2 separate regions of the Homo sapiens genome follow, and region 2 is linked to region 1. Evidence: chromatin contacts called from ENCODE Hi-C or POLR2A ChIA-PET data. All regions are on one chromosome and are shown on one strand. The core of a region is the stretch at or near the end of the contact, and the rest is flanking DNA. Distances in the headings are between cores, read along the strand shown. Region 1 overlaps EPG5 (ectopic P-granules 5 autophagy tethering factor). Region 2 holds the start of ARK2N (arkadia (RNF111) N-terminal like PKA signaling regulator 2N).

What was found. A loop is a pair of places that touch in the nucleus more often than their neighbours do. ChIA-PET counts read pairs that join two places held with the same protein, here RNA polymerase II (POLR2A). Pooled maps may share reads with other maps.
Region 2: a pooled map shows a loop between it and region 1 (4-fold over the local background). The contact joins the promoter of ARK2N here to the enhancer-like site in region 1. A Hi-C loop is called at or near these places in 4 of 50 pooled maps. POLR2A ChIA-PET finds 5 or more read pairs at or near these places in 4 of 52 experiments (GM12878, OCI-LY7, Panc1 and 1 more).

The regions. Positions count from the first base shown.
Region 1 is chr18:45,872,834-45,876,013 of GRCh38, forward strand. All of the region lies in intron 35 of EPG5 (ectopic P-granules 5 autophagy tethering factor), which reads right to left. Among named protein-coding and RNA genes, the nearest start is that of SIGLEC15, 49 kb to the left of the region's middle. Within about 2 kb of position 1,783, at least 7 of the 41 ENCODE cell types and tissues checked have a DNase peak (open chromatin) inside an H3K27ac peak, as active enhancers do; they include GM12878 and OCI-LY7, where a contact is called at or near this core.
Region 2 is chr18:46,172,085-46,175,468 of GRCh38, forward strand. It overlaps ARK2N (arkadia (RNF111) N-terminal like PKA signaling regulator 2N), which reads left to right and starts at 1,950. Exons shown (of 5, transcript NM_145055.5): 1 at 1,950-2,246. RefSeq lists enhancers at 1,524-1,573, 1,894-2,153, 2,184-2,233, 2,834-2,963.

The DNA.
Region 1 (3,180 bases), core at 533-3,032:
TAATGATAGCATTCGTTTAAATATGGATAAAAGACAGTTTTGTTTAGATAAAGTTGGGTAAGTATGTAGAAGATATCCAGAAGGATGTCTTAGGATAGACTGAGCTGATAGTTCCAGCCAAGACACAAATTCTGTGACGTCAGATAAATTCTTTTCATTTTCAGGTCCCCACTTTTCTCATCCATAGAAGGAGCTAGTGGATCAGATAACCTCACTAAAAAGCTGCAATACTTCTTCATCCTACCTTGCAAAGCTCTCCTGTTTCCTTTCTTTGAACCCAGCTACCAAGTCTTGATGTCTGTGAACCCTTCTGTCCTATGCCACTTTCTTATTTTATTCATATACAGGGGCAAGAGAGCCTTGGGGTGCTTTCCCCTATACTAAGAAATTAAATATGGCTGGGCATGGTGGCTCATGCCTGTAATCCCAGCACTTTGGGAGGCCAAGGCAGGCGGATCACAAGGTCAGGAGTTCAAAACCAGCCTGGCCAATATGGTGAAACCACGTCTCTACTAAAAATACAAAAATCAGCCGGGTGTGGTGGCGGGCGCCTGTAGTCCCAGCTACTCGGGAGACTGAGGCAGGAGAATCGCCTGAACCCAGGAGGCAGAGGTTGCAGTGAGCCAAGATCCTGCCACTGCACTCCAGCCTGGGCAACAGAGTGAGACTCAGTCTCAAAGGAAAAAAAAAAAAAGAAATTAAATATATAGCCTTTATGATTATAATTTGGTGCTCAAATCTTTTTCTCAGTAATCAATATATTCTGGATGGTAAAAAGCAGCTAGAAGTCTGCCTTTCAAAAAAATAATTGAGTACTACTAGGATTTCATGTGTTACTCATTGAACCACTATTTATCAAACACACACTGAGAATATGGCATTACCCTAGTTTTGTAGGGAGCAAAAAGAAGCAAAGAATAACATTTCTGTTATTCTATGAAGAGTTTACACCTCTTCAAGGTAAGATAAGATATATAAAAGATAAATCAGAAATACAAATAAGGTACAGCCAGACAAAATGAAATGAGCTATCCAGCCATGAAAAGGCATAAAGAGACTTCAATGTCTATTACTAAGTGAAAGAAGTTAATCTGAAAATGCTATGATTCCAACCATAGGACATTCTAGAGAAGGTAACACTATGGAGATAGTAAAAGGATCAGGGGTTGAGGGGAGGGAGAGATGAACAGGCAGAGCGCAGAGGATTTTTAAGGCAGTGAAACTGCTCTGTATGATACCACAATGGTGGGCACATGTTATTTGTCATTTGTCAAAACCCACCGAATGTGTTTACCAAGAGAGAACACTAATGTAAATCATGGACTTTCATTGATAATGATGCCTTAATGTAGGTTCATCAATTATAACAAATGTATCACCCTGGTGTGGAATGTCCAGAGTGGGGAAGGCTTGTGCATGTGTGGGGGCAGAAGGTATAAAGGAATTCTTGTACTTTCCACTTAATTTTGCTGTAAACCTAAAACTGCTCTAAAAAATAAAGTCCGTTAAACAAAAAATAAAATCTATTACAAAAAAAAAACAAAACTGGATGACATATGCTTAACTGTATGTATTAGCTCATTTTCACACTGCTGATAAAGACATATCCAAGACTGGGTAATTTACAAAGAAAAAGAGGTTTAACAGACTCACAGTTCCATGTGGCTGGGGAGGCCTCACAATCATGGTGGAAGATGAAAGGCATGTCTTACATGGCAGCAGGCAAGAGAGAGAATGAGAGCCAAGCAATACGGGAAACCCCTTATCAAACCACCAGATCTCATGAGACTCATTCACCACCAGGAGAACAGTATGAGGGAAACCGCCCCCATGATTCAATTATCTTCCACTGGCTCCCTCCCACAACACATGGGAATCATGGTAGCTACAATTCAAGATGACATTTGGGTGGGGACACTGCCAAACCATATCACTCTATAACTAAATGCCACACAAACACATGGCAGCCACAGGGGCACTAGGTGTATTCAGTGGAAGAAAACACCATGGGCCAGAAGCAAAGAGGAAGCCAGAGTGTTAAACAGATGCTGAAACCAGCCAACCGAGGACTATTTGCCTGCTGAGTTTTAACAGCACAAGAGGACAGAACATGAGGTTTTCTAAGGACTATATTCTTACTGAAAGGGTAGAATGGGGCAAAAGAGGAAACTTCTCTGCCTTACCCTAGATTGTGAGTCAGGAGAGATCAAAAAGTTTACTGTGAGAATTGAGGCCAGCCCGCAAGTGAGTTTGGGGTTTCATTTCATGTAACTGGTAGCACGGGAAACCCCAAACCAAGAAGTTAAGTAGTTCCAATTGACAACAAATGTAGATCCTCTCTGGAGGACTTACACACCCTCAGCCTAGGCCTTATGAGATTCCCATCAGTCTCTCTAAATATGGGCTCACAATACAAAATTTAAAAACACACAAGGAAACATGCCTCCAAGAACAAGAATCCAAAGGAAAATTAAACAGCAGCATAAGACAACCCCCAACAGGAATTTCAGATAATAGAATTAATGTACATACATCATAAAGTAAGCATGTTTAAACAAATTCTAAGGAAATAAAAAATAGAATTTTAAATGAAAGAAAAGATACTACCAAAAAGGATCAGGGTACATTTGAAAAACAAACAAATAGATCTAGAAATGGAAAAAATAATCACTTCAATGAAAAATTCAATTGATATATTTTAAGCAGATGAGACAGAGCTGGAGAGAGACTAAAGAAATGGAAGGAAGACCTCTAGAAATTACCCATAATAAAGCAAAAAAAGACAGAAAATATGAAAAAGAGGTTAAGAGTTAGGGAGGACAGGAAGAAACTCAACATGCAGGACAGGCAATATTGGAAGAGAGAAAGACTGCAAATTTACCATAACTGAGAAACTCAGAGCAACCTAACAAAAAAAGGTAAGAAGTTACACACCTAAAGGCCGGGCGTGGTGGCTCACACCTGTAATCCTAGCACTTTGGGAGGCCGAGGCGGGCAGATAGCCTGAGCTCAGGAGTTTGAGACCAGCCTGGGCAACATGGTGAAACCCCGTCTCTACTAAAACTACAAAAAAATTAGCCAGGTGTGGCGGCATGCGCTTGTAGTCCCAGCTACTCGGGAGGCTGAGGCAGGAGAATTGCTTGAATCTGGGAGGCAGAGGCTGCAGTGAGCCCAGATCAC
Region 2 (3,384 bases), core at 700-3,199, 300 kb after region 1:
TTGGGAGGCTGAGGTGGGTGGATAACCTGAGGTCAGGAGTTTGAGACTAGCCTGGCCAACATGGTGAAACCCCGTCTCTACTAAAAAACCAAAAAATTAGCTGGGTGTGGTGGCGTGCACCTGTAATCCCAGCTACTCGGGAGGCTGAGGCAGGAGAATCGCTTGAACTCGGGGGGCAGAGATTGCAGTGAGTCAAGATCGCGCCACTGAACTCCAGCCTGGGCGACAGAGCAAGACTCTGTCTCAAGAAAAAAACCAAAAAACCAAAACCAACCAACCAAACAAAAAACAAAGAAACAACAACCACAAAGCAAAAAACAAAAAACAAAAAACAGGAGAAGGACCCAAGATGGTATCTCAGTAGTCAGGGTCCTACTTCAGTATTTCTGCAGCATTGATTAGATCAGACTGTCAAGGAATCTTTTAAAAACTCAATGTATTAGTCCACATTCATTCATTTCCAGACTGAAAGTTGTGATCTTAGTGTGATTTTTCCTTTTCTTTTCTTTTTTTCCTGAAATAGGCTGGGCTCTTGTCACTACCCCATAACCTCTCAAATCCCTTGAGGACTCAGGTAGCAGAAAGTAAATAAATGAATGAACGAGTGAAATAACATACACGGATAAACTACTTAGCTAGCACACACTACGTTCTCTGTGATTCTCAGTGAGGCAGTTGGTGGCTGTGGTTAAGAAAGTAAGCTCTGCCTGTGTTGGAATCCAACACTGCCACTTACTTGGATGTGTCATCTTGGGCAGGTCACTCTGTCCCTCAGTTTCCACCTTTGCAATTTGGGACTAGTAACGCCATCCAACTCATAGGGTTGTTATGAGTTGTAATGAGGATTCAGTGGATTTAACCCATTTAAATGCAAGGTGCCTGGTATAATAAAATTATTTTCTTTTCTTAATTTATTCTTGTAGTTGGGGATGAAAAACTCGCACTCCTGTAGGCAGTCAGAAAAAATGAGTGAAGTGGGGGAACTAAGGGGCCTGGTCTGAAGGGGGAGACTGATATTTAGGGGAGTGCGGACCCAGTGGTGTGAGATTTTCAGAATCTCCTCTTGACGGGTCTCATCCGAGGTTCCAGCACAGCTCTGTAAAGGTAAAGACCGTTTACATTTTCCTCCTCAAAGCTTTATTATTATTATTTTTCTTCTCAAAACACTGCTTTGCTTTGGGGGAGCGCGGGTCCTTGGCCAGATCTTGAGTCTTGAGATATGTCTTCAGCATCTCCTGCTCCTCCTTGGGAAACGCTCCACCCGCCAGTGGGCCTGCGCCCTCCTCCCCTTCTTCGGGGTTCGGGTCCACCTCGTTTCCCCCACCCTCCCCAGGGCTGACTGCAAATCGGAGGGCGACTGCAGAGGCGGAATTCGGGGCAGAGCGGGGTCTCCCCAGCGGGCCACGTCCCACCAGCAGGTGGCGGTCGATCTGCAAGGCCTGCAAGGTGCCCGGACAGAAACTTGAGCAGATATTGGTGCCGCTGCCCGAGAAGAGCTCAGCCGAGTCTCCCCGAGCCCAGCTATCGGCATCCGCGAAAAAGCGGGGAGAGAAGGGCACGGGCTCTCCGCTGGAGCGACTCTGGGATTCAGACACCGCAAGCTGCTTTCGGAAGGGCTTCAGGAGGGGGTGAGTACTGAGCAGCGCACAGAAAAGGGAGCGCTGTCCTTTGCTGAAGGCATTGTCCTTGGCTTGCATTGAGTGGCTTTCCCACCCCCCGGGAAAGACATTTCGGGAAGGTGACGGTCTCAACAGAAGGAGGGAGCGCGGGAAAGAAGCCCGGGGAGCCGGCGCCTTCACGCCCCGCGGTCTGCAGCGGGAGGAGCGCGGGTTCCATCGCGCCAGATGGCGCTGTCTGGCTTTTCTCGGGCCTCGGGCGCCAGTCTCCAGAGGTCTCCGGCGCAGCTGCCTCTCTAGCCGGCCGACGCGGGCTCTGTGTTTCCGGGCGGAAGTGAGGCGCCCAGCGGAACGGCCTCTGGTGACATTTTCTTGGGGGCGGCGCGGACGACTGAAGGGACTTGGTGGTAGAGGCTGCGGAGGCGGCGAGGTTCACTTTGGTCCCGGCAGGGGCTCTGACCGCGACCCACTGCTCGCTGCCGGGGCTTGTTCCGAGGAGGAGAAGGCGGCGGTGGCCGTCGCGTCCTGAGTCACCGCAGCGGGGAAGAGTCCCGGCCGGGGGTTCGGTGCGTGCCCCGACGGGGCGCGCGCGAAGCGAGCGAGAAGGCACGGAGTCGCCGCGGAGCGCAGGTGAGGCGGGAAGGGGCGCAGGGCCGCGGCCTGGCTACTGGTCGAGTTGGGGGGCCCGGGTTGCGTCCCAGGGAGGGGTCGGGGCGAATCGGAGGGCTGCGGGCCGCGGTGAGGGCTCTGCGGCGTCCGGACGCTGGGGTCCTAGCGGGCCTGGCTGGTGGGCGCCGGGAACTCGCAGCCTGGATTGCCGGCTGACGCTGGGGCATCGCACCTCTCCGACCTCCTTGCTCGTCCGCCGTTGGTGACCCTAGCGTCCTCCCGGCCCGGCGGAGTTGGCTCCGGCACTCCAAGCCCCCAGACGCTGGGGCCGGGTTGAGGCGAGTCCTTTTCCGGGGGTGCTGAGGGGAGGCTGGAGGTGCCGCAGTCCCCGGGCTGCGGGGGGAAGCGACTTCACGGCCCTGGAGTTGTCTTCACGCAACTTTCCGGCTCCTAGGCCCGCGGGGGAAGCAGTGGCGGCAACTCCGCCAGCTCCGAGAGTAGGGGGTCTGGCGCCGACACCTGCCCCTGCAGCGGAGAGCTCCGGCGCCGCGGCCGCAGTGGCCTTGGTGGAGGGAGAAAAGGCTTTCTTATAGGCTTGGCGCCGCCTGCCTCTCGGCGCTTCCACTACCTTCGGTCGGCAGGCGCCTCCAGTCAATGCGAGAGATGTGTCAGTCTCCAAAATAGACCGCTTCTGGGGAGTTTGTCAACTTTATTTCAAAACCGGCGAGGATGTACACTGACGAACCCGTGTTAAAGACTATCGCCTTTACGCAAGCCATTCATTCTCACTTTAAAATTGTCCACCCCCCCGCCCCGACCCCCGTCCCCGGCAGCCCCCATCACAAAATTGATGCTCACAGGTTGAAGTAGAGAACATCGGTACGAGCCCTACCAGATCCTTGAGCAGTTTCTGTTTGGATGGGTTTTTCGTTTTTTGCCTGACCTTTTGCTTTCTGAATCCTCTTACCCAGTAGAATTAAAATCCTACTGATGATACTTCGTCAAGGTTGGACCTCTTAATTACAAAAACATCTGCCAATTTTGCTTAGGCTTTTATTGTGTAGTATTGGGTACATGCTAACAGAATCACTCCCTTTCTTCTCTTGGGATATTTTAAGGATGGAAGCTATTAACTTTCTAATGTAGTTTTGCTGATCTT